Regions from separate parts of the Homo sapiens genome. Here all the other regions are linked to region 1. A link is a contact called in ENCODE Hi-C or POLR2A ChIA-PET data. All regions are on one chromosome and are shown on one strand. Each heading gives the region's core, a stretch centred on a gene start or an enhancer-like site at or near the end of the contact. The rest is flanking DNA. Distances are from core to core; before and after follow the strand shown.

Region 1 (3,275 bases), core at 78-2,577:
TTTCACCATGTTGGCCAGGCTCGTCTGGAACTCCTGACCTCAAGTGATCCACCCACCTTGGCCTCCCAAAGTGCTGGGATTACAGGAGTGAGTCACTGCGCCTGGCCCAAACATGATCATTTTTAAAGTCCTTGAAAGTATTAAAACTTTGAAAAGAAAAGAAAGAAGGAAAAACAAAAACATGGCAGTGCAGGAAAGCTTTACAAGAAAGAGGGGGTGAAAATCAATGGGCTTGTCTTTTTTTGTCAACAAGCAAGTGCAAGAAGGTTCATTTTGTGACTTGTTCAGTTGTGTTTTGCATATCTCCATTCTGATCGGAAGGGACTTTGAGGTTTTTCTGCAACTCCTGAGCATCTGCAGGCTCCATCCTCTTATCCTTTATCTGTCTTTGTCTCAGTCATCTCAAAGCCAAACTTCTGTAGAAGTCAATTGCTGACTCATTGCTGATCTGGACAAACAGATGTTGTCAAAAGTGCCATCTTGGCTGGGCAGTGGCTTATGCCTGTAATCCCAGCACTTTGGGAGGCTGAAGTAGGCAGATCCCTAGAGTACAGGAGTTCGAAACTAGCCTGGCCAATATGGTGAAACCCCGTCTCTACTAAAAACACAAAAATTAGCCAGGCGCGGTGGCTCCCATCTGTAACCCCAGCACTTTGGGAGGCCAAGGCGGGCGGATGTCCTGAGGTCGGGAGTTCAAGACCTGCCAGGCCAGCATGGTGAAACCCCGTCTCTACTAAAAATACAAAAATTAGCCGGGCGTGGTAGCACATGCCTCTAATCTCAGCTACTCGGGAGGCTGAGGCAGGAGAATCACTTGAACCCGGGAGGTGGACGTTGCAGTGAGCCGAGATCGCGCCACTGTACTCCAGCCTGGGTGACAGAGCGAGACTCCATCTCAAAAAAAAAAAAAAAAAAAAAAAAAAAAAAAAAAAAAAAAAGAAAGAGAGAGAGAGAGAGAAAGAAGGAGAAGAAAAAGGTGCCATCTTCTCCACAGATGTTTGACACGATTTAACATCTGAGTTGCTATTCCTGGCCTTGGGTAAGGTGCCGGACACCCTGGTGTGATGATGTGTCTGCGAATGATCCACCGTCCCGCCCTCGCCCCAGCTTTGCTAGCTCAGCCTCCAGCACGCCCTTGTAGGACGTGTCCCTGCAGCCGACTGAAAAGGTGGCCTGGATGGGTGTCTTCAAGTACGGAGAACTGCGGTGTCGCGCCTCCGGGCCCCATCCGGCTCCCAGCATCTTCTCCCGCTGCGGAGGCCGCATTTCCACTCAGGGCAGCGCCGCCGCGGTGGTTCCGCCCTGTCGGGCTCAGACCGGCCTGGGCGCCTCCGCGGGGAGCTGGGCGGTGGCGGGGGCCGCGGGAGTGGAGCCGGCCCGAGCCTCCAGGGGGCGCTGGCGGCCGCTTCCTCCATCCGCAGGCGGCTCCCGGCCACGCCCGTCGCTGAGCGTGAGGCGATGGCGGCCGAGCTCAGAACACTGGTCCCCGGAATGGAGAGCTGAGGGGACAGATCTAAGGGACATTTATAACTCCGCAGGGACTCCGGGGTGGGAGTCAGTCCGTCTCAGGTGCGTCTCCGGAAGAACTTCGGCGTCCTCAGGGAATCAGTCCCTGCCCCAGTGAGAAAAACCTTGCTGGGTCCTCCCTGATCCCCGCCACTACTTTTTTCTCCTTAGCAAAATCCAGATATTGTTTGAGTATTGGGCAGCCACGTGCTTCAGGGGAAGCTGAGCCCCTTCCCAGTGTGAGAGTTGGGGGTGAGTCTTAGAATAAATCAATCACAGCAATTTTATTATTATTGCCGTTATCATTGGTTTAGGAACGGACAGGTGGCAGAATTCTGGCCCATGAAATATAAGAAGAGGCCCACTGTGGAGCTTCTGAGGCCGGGCACGGTGGCTCACGCCTGTAATCCCAGCACTTTGGGAGGCTGAGGCTGGCGGATCACGAGGTCAGGAGTTCGAAACCAGCCTGGCCAACATGGTGAAACCCCCATCTCTACTAAAGATACAACAAATTAGCCGGGCGTGGTGGCGCGCACCTGTAATCCCAGCTACTCGGGAGGCTGAGGCAGGAGAATCGCTTGAACCCAGAAGGCAGAGGTTGTAGTGAGCCAAGATCGTGCCATTGCACTCCAGCCTGGGTGACAGGGCGAGACTCTGTCTCCATAAATTAATTAATTAATTAATTAATTAAGACATAGTCTTGCTACGTTGCCCAGGCTGGTCTCCAACTCCTGGGCTCAAGTGGTCCTCCCGCCTTGGCCTCCCAAAGTGCTGGGATTACAGGTGTGAGCCAGAAAAGTTTGTTTAAATTGTGCAAAAATATACATAACAAAATTTACCATTTTTATATTTTACTTACTTTTTATTTATTTCAATAGGTTTTTGGGGAACAGGTGGTGTTTGGTTTCATAAGTTCTTCAGTGGTGATTTCTGAGATTTGGTGCAGCCATCACTCGAGCAGTGTACACGGTACCCAACGTGTGGTCTTTTATCCCTCGCCCCCTTCCCACCCTTTCCCCTGAATACCCAAAGTGCATTGTATCTTTTTTTTTTTTTTTTTTTTTGTGAGATGTAGTCTCTCTGTGTCGCCCAGGCTGGAGTGCAATGGCACGATCTCGGCTCACTGCAACCTCTGCCTCCCGGGTTCAAGTGATTCTCCTGCCTTAGCCTCCTGAATAGCTGGGACTACAGGCACATGCCACCAAGCCCAGCTAATTTTTGTATTTCTAGTAGAGACGGGGTTTCACCATGTTGGGCAGGATGGTCTCGATCTCTTGACCTCATGATTCGCCTGCCTCGGCCTCCCAAAGTGCTGGGATTACAGGCTTGAGCCACCGCACCCGGTCCACTCCGTGGCTTTCTTTTCATCATCTTGATGGTGTGTTTTCATGAACTAATGTTCTTAATTTTCAAGTAGTCCAATTTATCATGTTTTCATTTTGATGTCTTATATATGAAATTTTTCCTACCCCAAGGTCATGAAAATATTTTTTTCCTTTTAGAAGCTTCACCACTTTACCTATTACATTTATATCTGTAATATGCCTAAAATTTAGACCTTTGGATTAATGTGAAGAAGGTCAAGATTCTTTTCTTCTCCATATGGATATACAACTGACTCAATCCCATTTATTATAAAGAGTTTCCTCACTGCTCTGCAGTGGACTTTTGTCATTAATCAAGTTTGCATACATGCAAGCATCTATTTCTATCCTCTATTCTGTTCCATTGGTCTGCTTATTTATTCTTGTGCCCAAATCACACTCAAC
Region 2 (3,275 bases), core at 167-2,666, 430 kb before region 1:
TGAGATCCAGATAGAGGCTAGACTCTAGCCTAGCGCTTCTTTTTTTTTTTTTTTTTTTGAGACGGAGTCTTGCCCTGTCTCCCAGGCTGGAGTGCAGTGGCGTGATCTCTGCTCAGTGCAACCTCCGCCTCCTGGGTTCACGCAATTCTCCTGCCCCAGCCTCCCGAGTAGCTGGGATTACAGGCACATGCCTCCACACCCGGCTAATTTTTGCATTTTTAGTAGAGACGGGGTTTCACCATGTTGGACAGGCTGGTCTCGAACTTCTGACCTCATGATCACCTCAGCCTCCCAAAGTGCTAGGATTACAGGCATGAGCCACCACACCCAGCCTAGCCTAGTGCTTCTTAAACATTCATGTGAGCTCCATGCAGTGTCACATCTATAATCCCAGCACTTTGGAGGCCAAGGCAGGAGGATTGCTTGAGCCCAGGAGTCCAAGGCTACTCTGAGCTATGATTGTGCCACTGCAGCTAAGCCTTGACTACAGAGTGAGACCTTGTTTCTTAAAAATATATATATTCATATACATATATTATTTATTTTCATTTATTATTTATTTATTTATTTTTGAGAGAGAAAGAGACGAAGTTTCACTCTTGTTGCCCAGGCTGGAGTGCAGTGGCGCAATCTCAGCTCACTGCAACCTCCACCTCCCGGGTTCCAGTGATTCTCCTGCCTCAGCCTCCTGAGTAGCTGGGACTACAGGCACCCACCACCACGCCCGGCTAATTTTTGTATTTTTTGTAGAGAAGGGGTTTCACCATGTTGGCCAGGCTGATCTCTAACTCCTTACCTCAAGTGATCCACCTACCTCAACCTCCCAAAGTGCTGGGATTACAGGTGTGAGCCACCATACCCAGCCCTTGAAAATATTTTTTTAAAGAAACTTTAATGTGCAGATAAGTCCCATGGAGGGGACGTGTTAAAATGCAGATTCTGATTCAGAAGGTCTGGTGGGGGTCCAAGACGGTGTTTCTAACAAGCTCCTAACTGATACCCAGGCTGCTGCTGGTCTTAGACCAACCCTTGAGTAGACTTTAGAGGAAGAAGTTTTTATTAGCTGTTTCTACAACACTCCCCACAGAAAGGGCACCCTGTGTGGCCAGCTGGCATGAAAGCGGTTTCTGCTTGGCAGCTATTTTTAGGTAGCTGTAATGCATTCTATTTTTTGCATTCTAAGCTTTTCAGTGGACCAGGGCGATCCCTGGGGCTGTCCCAGCTTCAGCAACGGTCCCTAAGACCATTCAGCTACTTTGCAGCCACTGCACAACTGCCAAACAATCCACTAATCCTGATCTTGAAACAATTTTCCCTCCTGAGAAGACACCAGACCTCAGCAGGAAGACTTGGCCTGCACAGCAGTTCTCTTACCCCACACGAATTAATAAATAGGCCTCATGAATCGGGATTTTGTGCCCTTGGGTAGCGAATTACCTGATGACTCTGGTGAACTGACGAAACTGAGTTTGTGAAACTGTGAGCCGGAAGAACAGTCTACAGCTGTCGTGGACTCCCCTGAACCCCTGGGAAGACGCAGCTCAACAGCCAGTCCACACGAACCCTGCTCTGAAACCTCTCCTGCAGACTGGGCCTGGGCTAGAGAAGAACAGGAGTTTTCTTTTCTCCTTTTTTTTGAGACGGAGTTTTGCTCTTGTTGCCCAGGCTGGAGTGCAGTGGCATGATCGTGGCTCACTGCAACCTCTGCCTCCTGGGTTCAAGTGATTCTCCTGCCTCAGCCTCTGGAGTAGCTGGGATTACAGGCGTGCACCACCACGCCCAACTAATTTTTGTAATTTTAGTAGAGATGGGGTTTCACCGTTTTGGTCAGGCTGGTCTCAAACTCCTGACTTCGAGTGATCCACCCGCCTCGGCCTCCCAAAGTGCTGGGATTACAGAGATGAGCCACCGCGCCAAGCTGTGAATTGATTTTTTAGTGAAACTTCAGGGAGCCAAGGACTTTGGCCCCCACAGTACCATCTGGATTATTGGGAACAGGTGCAAAATATATAGGGCCAGCGAAAACTCTCAAAGGAATGATTGACATTATAAATTTAGAGAGGAAGGACTGCCTTCCTTTCTGTGACAACAGCACTTTAATGTTCCAAAACAGGATGTCCTTGGATTTGGTTTTAATGCTTATGTATATAAGGTTAGCTATTGCCAGGAGACTGATACAATTAATCAGAGTCCATCTCTCCCTTCCAGGCACACCTTCACTTCGCTGCAGTTTCTCATGGCCATAAATCCATTAGAGCAAGAAACAGCAAGATTAGTAGAGGGCCATAAATTTAGATTCTGGGCCATTTTACCTGATAAGTCTTTTTGTTCTTTTCTCTTTTTTTGAGATAGGGTCTCACTCTGTCACCCAGGCTGGAGTGCAGTGGAGTGGCCATGGCTCACCGCAGCCTCTACATCCCAGGCTCCAGCCATCCTACCTCAGCTTGCAGCTGGAACTACAAGAGCACGTCCCCACCCCTGGCTAGTTGTTTTGTAATTTTTGTAGAGACAGGATCTTTCTATGTTGCTAGGGCTGGTCTCAAACTCCTGGGCTCCAGTGATCCACCCACCTTGGCCTCCCAAAGTGCTGGGGTTTCAGGCGTGAATCATCATGCCCAGCCAGAAACCAGTCTTAAAAGACTGTATACTATAATGATTCTATTTATATGACATTCTGGAAAAGGTGAAATTATAGAGACCTAAAATACATCAGTGGTTGCCAGAGGCTTGGAGAATGAAGTATAGGCTGAATAGGTAAACCATATATGATATTTTAGGGCAGCGAAACTCTTCTGTATGGTACATGAGACTGCATTTTTCAAAACCCATAGAACTGGCTGGGTGTGGTGGCTCACGCCTGTAATCCCAGCACTTTGCGAGGCCAAGGCAGCGGATCACTTGAGGTCAGGAGTTTGAGACCAGCCTGGCCAACATGGTGAAACCCCGTCTCTACTGAAAATACAAAAAATAGCTGGGCATGGTGGTGGGTACCTGTAATCCCAGCTACTCAGTAGGCTGAGGCAGGAGAATCACTTGAACCCAGGAGGCAGAAGTTGCAGTGAGCCAAGATGGCACTTCTGCACTCCAGCCTGGGCGACACAGTGAGACATCATCTCAAAAAAAAAAAAAAAAAAAAAAAAAAAAACTTTAGCTGGCTGAGCGGCACGCGCCTGTAGTCCCAGCTACTCAGGAAGGTGAAGCAGGAGGATCCCTTGAATCCAGGAGTTCATGAGCTATGATCATCCCACAGCACTCCAGCCTCCGTGACAGAGCAA
Region 3 (3,224 bases), core at 274-2,773, 370 kb before region 1:
CACTGCAGCCCTTCAGTTTCGGCATCTGTAAAACGAGACACCTGACTAACCCTTAGGCTGCTGTGAGCGCTCAGGTCACCCAGCATGGAGCCTGGAGTGAGAAACCTGTTACAGATGTTTGCTTCTTCCCTTCCCTTCTCCTGTGAATAAAAGGGGCTGTTCACCTGACATGGCCTACCCTTAGGAAACTCAAGGTGCCTCTTTTTTTTTTCTGAGACAGAGTCTTGCTCTATTGCCCAGGCTGGAGTGCAGTGGCACGATCTTGGCTCACTACAACCTCTGCCTCCCGGATTCAAGCTATTCTCCTGCCTCAGCCTCCCCAGTAGCCGGGACTACAGGCACACGCCACCACGTCTGGCTAATTTTTGTATTTTTAGTAGAGACAGGGTTTCACCATATTGGCCAGGTTGGTCTCGAACTCCTGACCTCATGATCCGCCTGCCTTGGCCTCCCAAAGTGCTGGGATTACAGGCATGAACCATGATGTCCAGCCATGACCACTCTCTTTTCTATGTCCCTGGGGAGAGACCTCGAATTTTATTTGGAGCCTGTCTTTATAAAGACTCTAAATTGTGGCCAGGCACAGTGGCTCATGCCTGTAATCTGAGCACTTTAGGAAGCCGAGGCGGGTGGAGGTCAGGAGTTAGAGACCAGCCTGGCCAACACGGTGAAGCCCCATCTCTACTAAAAATACAAAAAATTAGCTGCGTATGGTGCCGCACACCTGTAATCCCCAGCTACTTGGGAGGCTGAGGCAGGAGAATCGCTTGAATCTGGGAGGTGGAGGTTGCAGTGAGCCAAGATGACACCACTGCACTCCAGCCTGGGCAACAGAGTAAGACTCCATCTCAAAAAAAAAAAAAAAAGACTCTAAATAGTGTTTATATATGGTGTATATATATATATATATCTTTGATGTATATCTTTGTCCATCAGGTCAGCTTGTTCTTTCGAAACCCTCTCCAGTCACTAGTTTTGTTGTCGTTGTTGTTGTCTGAGACGGAGTTTCGCGCTCGTCACCCAGGCTGGACTGCAATGGCATGATCTTGGCTCACTGCCACCTCCGCCTCCCAGGTTCTAGCAATTCTTCTGCCTCAGCCTCCCAAGTAGCTGGGATTACAGGTGCGGGCCACCACACCCAGCTAATTTTTTGTATTTTGAGTAGAGACGGCGTTTCACTGGTTCAGTGTTTGTACGTGAGTGCGTTCCCACAAATGGCAGTGTGTGCTGTGCGTGGTTTGGTAACCTTCATTGTTTTACTCCACAGCTTGTTTTGAGAGTCCCCTCCATTGAAACACGCACATCTAATTTGTCCTTCAGTTCGCTGGACTCCACGCTGAACGTGCCATGCTCCATTGCCCCGTGAGTAACTCCATGCTCTTGCCGGTTTCACACGGCCTCTCAGAGCTGGAGCCTTTGTTCAGGAGCCCTGGGCAGCTTTCAGGAAGCTCTTGGGCTCATCAGCTTCCTCTGGCTGAAGCCGCCCCAGTGGAATCATGGGGATTTCTTACTTTGAAGGTGGGGCCACCCGCAGACTGTAACCGGCTGGTTCAAGATCAAGGACTTCCCCAGGCCACCTGCCTCAGAGGCAAGAAAGGCTCAGCTGAGTCCCAGACACTCCTCGCTGTGGCCCCTCCTTCCTCCCTGCTGGGCAGGCCCCCCTCAATTCTGTTTGCCAGCAGGGCCTAGTAACACTGAAAGACGAAAAGGGAAATAAAATAAACACAATTAATAGGCTAAAGGTTACTGAATAAAGTGGCAGCAGTAAATAAATTGACTACTGTGCAAATACAAAGACATGAAGACATGAAACCCCTGCTCTAAATGACCACTCACCAAGAGCAAGGCCTGGGCTGGAGGCAGGGAGCACCTCCCTAAGGAGCACTCCCTCTTTCCCGGAGTGAGTCCTCCTTCTAGATGGAATTCAGTCCGGGTTCCTCTTGAGCCACAGTCCCTGTTGGGGCCTATCTCAGTGGACTCAAGATCCTGAACTTCTTCCAGATTGCTGACTACACATTTGAGTCACCCAGAGATTAAAAGAAAAAACAAATAATTTCCCAGTGATCAGGAGTAAATCAGCTGGGGCAGGGTTGGTGCTATGAATGACCACACTGATTTGTACACTTCACTGATTTGTAGTGTTTGCTATTTCCGTCGTGTAAATACTGCCAACATGGACAATCTTCAGTTGCTAATGGTTTACTAACTGGCTTGTAAATGAATTCATTCAGTATTCAAGAAAATGGCACTACATTTAGAAACATTTTGTAGCATTTCTTACTTTCTAAGAATTTCCAATAGACACCATGATCACTAAAAAATCATAACCAGGCTGGGGGCAGTGGCTCACGCCTATAATTCCAATAATTTGGGAGACCAAGGAGGGAAGATCACTTGAGGCCAGGAGTTTGAGACCAGCCTGGGCAACATAGCAAAGACTCCATCTCTACAAAAAAAAAAAAAAAAAAAAAAAAAAAAAGTTAGGCAGCTGGTGGCAGGCACCTGTGGTCCCAGCTATTCAGGAGGCTGAAGCAGGAGGATCACTTGAGCCCAGGAGGTTGAAGTTACACTGAGCCGTGATCACACCACTGCATTCCAAATAAAAACTAAATTAAAATATATATATATATATATATATATATTTTTTTTTTTTTTTTTTTTTTTTTTTTTTTTCTGAGACAGAGTCTAGCTCTGTGTCCAGACTGGAGTGCAGTGGCATGATCTCGGCAACCTCCACCTCCCAGGTTCAAGTGATTCTCCTGCCTCAGCCTCCGGAGTAGCTGGGATTACAGGCGTCTGCCACCACGCCCAGGTAATTTTTGTATTTTTGGTAGAGATGGGGTTTCACCATGTTGGTCAGGATGGTCTCGATCTCCTGACCTCGTGATCCACCCACCTTGGCCTCCCAAAGTGCTGGGAATACAGGCGTGAGCCACTGCGTCTGGCCTAAAATAAACTTCTAAAAAAGAAAAATTGGCCAGGCACAGTGGCTTATGCCTGTAGTCCCAGCACTTTGGGAGGTCGAGGCAGTTGGATCACCTGAGGTCAGGAGTTCAAGACCAGCCTGACCAACATGGTGAAACCCCGTCTCTACTAAAAATACAAAAATTAGCCAGGCATGGTAGTGGGCACCTGTAATCCCAGCTACTCAGGAGGCTCAGGCAGGAGAATTGGTTGCACCTGGGAGGTGGAGGCTGCAGTGAGCCAAGATCATACCATTGCAG
Region 4 (3,372 bases), core at 714-3,213, 410 kb before region 1:
CCTCCCACCAGAATCACTTATTTGCTCACTTTTCTTGTCTATGCTCTAGAATGCACTTACTGCTTAAGCGGCATATTATATGAACCATCCTTTTACATTATAGTTTATTAAAAAGTGGCTTTTGCCGAGTGTGGTGGCTCACGCCTGTCATCCCAGCACTTTGGGAGGCCGAGACAGGTGGATCACGAGGTCAGGAGATCGAGACCATCCTGGCTAACACAGTGAAACCCCGTCTCTACTAAAAATACAAAAAATTAGCCGGGTGTGGTGGCGGGCGCCTGTAGTCCCAGCTACTCGGGAGGCTGAGGCAGGAGAATGGTGTGAACCCGGGAGGCAGAGCTTGCAGTAAGCCGAGATTGCGCTACTGCACTCCAGCCTGGGCAACAGAGCGAGACTGTCTCAAAAAAAAAAAAAGAAGTGTCTTTTCTTTTTTCTTTTTTCTTTTTGAGACAGGGTCTCACTCACCCAGGCTGGAGTGCAGTGGCGTGAACTTGGGAGCCTCGACATCTGGGCTCAAGCCATCCTCCCACCTCAGCCTCCCGAATAGCTGGGACTACAGGCACACACCATCACACCCACCCTGCTAATTTATATTTTGTAGAGACAGGATTTTACCATGTTTCCCAGGCTGGTCTTGAAGTCCCAGGCTCAACTGATCAGCCCACCTTGGCCTCCCAAATTGCTGAGATTACAGACGTGAGCCTCTGCGCCTGCCCAAAGCAGCTGTTCTTTTGCAAGGATTTATTGGTCTGTGGTGCCTCTCCCTCAGTACCCTTGCGTGGTTCTTTTCTTTTTTTCTTTTTTGTTTACTGGAGCTACCCACCATGAACTATTGGTTGGTTATTTATAAAAATATGTTTAGGTTTATGCACATCATTATATTTATTTGCCCACGTGGGCCCCTTGAGCATCAGAGCTTCCTAAAGCAGGATCTTTGCAGGCCATCTCATCCCTCCTCATCATGTATGGATACACAAACCGAGGTCCATTGAGTCCTTTTGAAGAAGGATAGCTGCAGCTAGCTGAAGGCCAAGGCAGGTGGATCACTTGAGCCCACGAGGTTGAGGCTGCAATAAGCTGTGTTCTTGCCACTGAGAGAGAGACTCTGCCTTAAAAAAAAGTGCAAGCTGCAAAGTGGTTGCCTTTTGCTGAGGAGGTGGGTACTGGGAGCAGCAGGAATTGACTGGAAAGAGGCATGAGGACACGTTCCTTTTTTTCCCTTTTTTATTTTTTATTTTATTTTTTGAGACAGTCTCGCTCTGTCACCCAGGTTGGAGTGCAATGGTGCGATCTTGGCTCACTGCAACCTCCACCTCCCAGGTTCGAGTAATTCTCCTGCTTCAGCCTCCTGAGTAGCTGGGATTACAGGTGCATGCCACCATGCCAACTAATTTTTGTTCCCTTTTCTATTTTTTACATGTAATAATTATATATATATATATGTATGTATTTTTTAAGTGCTATTTTTGTTGCATTAAGAGTATGGCTCCCCAGGGACCACAAAGGCCTTTTAGAAGCCTCCGTATGTATTTATAGGTTATCAACAACAACAACAACAAAAAAACCTCTGCTGAAACATACGCAATAGTGATTTAAGAAGAAAAGGAATTTTTCACATTGGATGAGAAAGAACTTCCCAAGTTAGTTGCCTTTACAAATTCAAACATGACGGGCTATCGGCTTGGAGTGTTTTTTAAGAGTGACGATGGGAGGCTTATGGTAAGCCCATTGTTTGACGTGACCCAAGCATGGCCTGGTTAATTTTGACCATGCTCACAGCAGTGGTAGAAGCAACTAGCCACACAGTACCGTACTTGTTCTGAAACACCCATCTCTACTTGTGAAAAAGTAGAGGATCATTGAAGGATCTTAAGAAAAATTTCTGGACCATAGCATATCTCTGCAGCAAAAGAAAAGTAACATATTTGAATGTAAACAAAAACCTGAGACTCACCCCCACACCCCAATGCTCACCACACTCATAAGAAAGGAAGTGAGAATGGGAACCCCCAAAGGCCCACAGAACCTATATACAACTGTCTTTCTCTGTGAAAACAGATCAGCCCCAGAACCTCTATACGCCTCTCTATGTGAAAACAATAAATCAGCCCCAGAACCTATATACACTTGTCTTTCTCTGTGAAAACAATGAATCAGCCCCAGAACCTATATACGCCTCTCTTTCTATGTGAAAACAATAAATCAGCCCCAGAACCTATACACGCCTCTCTTTCTATGTGAAAACAATAAATCAGCCAGAGAACCTATATACGCCTCTCTTTCTATGTGAAAACAATAAATCAGCCCCAGAACCTATACACACCTCTCTTTCTATGTGAAAACAATAAATCAGCCAGAGAACCTATATACGCCTCTCTTTCGATATGAGAACAATAAATCAGCCACAGAACCTATATATGCCTCTCTTTCTATGTGAGAACAATAAATCAGTCACAGAACCTATATACACCTCTCTATGTGAAAACGATAAATCAGCCAAAGAACCTATATACGCCTCTCTTTCTCTGTGAAAACAATAAATCAGCCCCAGAACCTATATATGCCTCTCTTTCTCTGTGAAAACAATAAATCAGCCAGAGAACCTATATATGCCTCTCTTTCTCTGTGAAAACAATAAATCAGCCAGAGAACGTATATACGCATCTCTTTCTATGTGAAAACAATAAATCAGCCCCAGAACCTATATGCGCCTCTCTTTCTATGTGAAAACAATAAATCAGCCCCAGAACCTATATACGCCTCTCTTTCTATGTAAATACGATAGATCAGGATGCCAGAAAATATGTGATTGTCCCCTTCACATTACCTTCCTAATTAATGATTCAAAACTTTAGCAATCCATAATTTTATTTTTTTTCCTTATACAGGGCCTACCCTGCTTCTAGATAATCCCACAACAGATACTAAATAAAACCTTACACAATTGAATTGAAGGAAGTAAGCTTTGTTTGTGTAGTACCTGAGTGAGTTTAGAGAGTACAAACATTGCCCATAACTGAGTATAATAGATATCACAAGCATCTTCCCTATATCACCTCAAACATAAAAATAAAATGCCAGGAGATTTAACGATGTGAATGGGAAAGTCCAAATTATAAGCCTTTTAGAAAAAAACTAAATAGAAAAGTATCTTATTACGTTGGGATAGTAAATGATTTTTTCCTTTCCCACCCCCCACTTTTTTTTTTTTTTGTTGGCAGCCTCCTGAGCCAGAGTAGGCTCAGAGACTCCAGTTTTTTGTGTTTTTGTTTGTTTGTGTTTTGAGACAGAGTCTTGCTCTGTCACCCAGGCTGGAGTGCAGTGGCGTGATCTTGGCTCACTGCAACCTCTGCCTTGTGGGTTTAAGCGATT

The links. A loop is a pair of places that touch in the nucleus more often than their neighbours do. ChIA-PET counts read pairs that join two places held with the same protein, here RNA polymerase II (POLR2A). Pooled maps may share reads with other maps.
Region 2: a loop to region 1 is called in a pooled map, with 4 times the contacts of the local background. The contact joins two enhancer-like sites. A Hi-C loop is called at or near these places in 3 of 168 maps with a recorded cell type or tissue (IMR-90, K562 and Right ventricle myocardium inferior), 4 of 37 single-sample maps with no recorded cell type and 4 of 50 pooled maps. POLR2A ChIA-PET finds 5 or more read pairs at or near these places in 2 of 52 experiments (OCI-LY7 and PC-9).
Region 3: a loop to region 1 is called in a pooled map, with 2.9 times the contacts of the local background. The contact joins two enhancer-like sites. A Hi-C loop is called at or near these places in 1 of 37 single-sample maps with no recorded cell type and 2 of 50 pooled maps. POLR2A ChIA-PET finds 5 or more read pairs at or near these places in 1 of 52 experiments (OCI-LY7).
Region 4: a pooled map shows a loop between it and region 1 (4-fold over the local background). The contact joins two enhancer-like sites. A Hi-C loop is called at or near these places in 1 of 37 single-sample maps with no recorded cell type and 2 of 50 pooled maps. POLR2A ChIA-PET finds 5 or more read pairs at or near these places in 3 of 52 experiments (OCI-LY7, PC-9 and WTC11).

What each region holds. Positions count from the first base shown.
Region 1 is chr3:196,527,549-196,530,823 of GRCh38, forward strand. It overlaps the pseudogene NAA50P2. Among named protein-coding and RNA genes, the nearest start is that of SMCO1, 14 kb to the left of the region's middle. RefSeq lists an enhancer at 370-439 and a silencer at 1,210-1,509. Within about 2 kb of position 1,328, at least 10 of the 41 ENCODE cell types and tissues checked have a DNase peak (open chromatin) inside an H3K27ac peak, as active enhancers do.
Region 2 is chr3:196,095,380-196,098,654 of GRCh38, forward strand. No RefSeq gene overlaps it. Among named protein-coding and RNA genes, the nearest start is that of TFRC, 15 kb to the left of the region's middle. RefSeq lists an enhancer at 1,531-1,580. Within about 2 kb of position 1,417, at least 14 of the 41 ENCODE cell types and tissues checked have a DNase peak (open chromatin) inside an H3K27ac peak, as active enhancers do.
Region 3 is chr3:196,158,633-196,161,856 of GRCh38, forward strand. LINC00885 (long intergenic non-protein coding RNA 885) reads left to right here. Exons shown (of 3, transcript NR_034088.1): 3 at 1,268-2,258. Among named protein-coding and RNA genes, the nearest start is that of LINC00885, 18 kb to the left of the region's middle. RefSeq lists enhancers at 1,235-1,304, 1,325-1,524 and a silencer at 1,825-1,874. Within about 2 kb of position 1,524, at least 17 of the 41 ENCODE cell types and tissues checked have a DNase peak (open chromatin) inside an H3K27ac peak, as active enhancers do.
Region 4 is chr3:196,113,953-196,117,324 of GRCh38, forward strand. No RefSeq gene overlaps it. Among named protein-coding and RNA genes, the nearest start is that of LINC00885, 27 kb to the right of the region's middle. Within about 2 kb of position 1,964, at least 3 of the 41 ENCODE cell types and tissues checked have a DNase peak (open chromatin) inside an H3K27ac peak, as active enhancers do.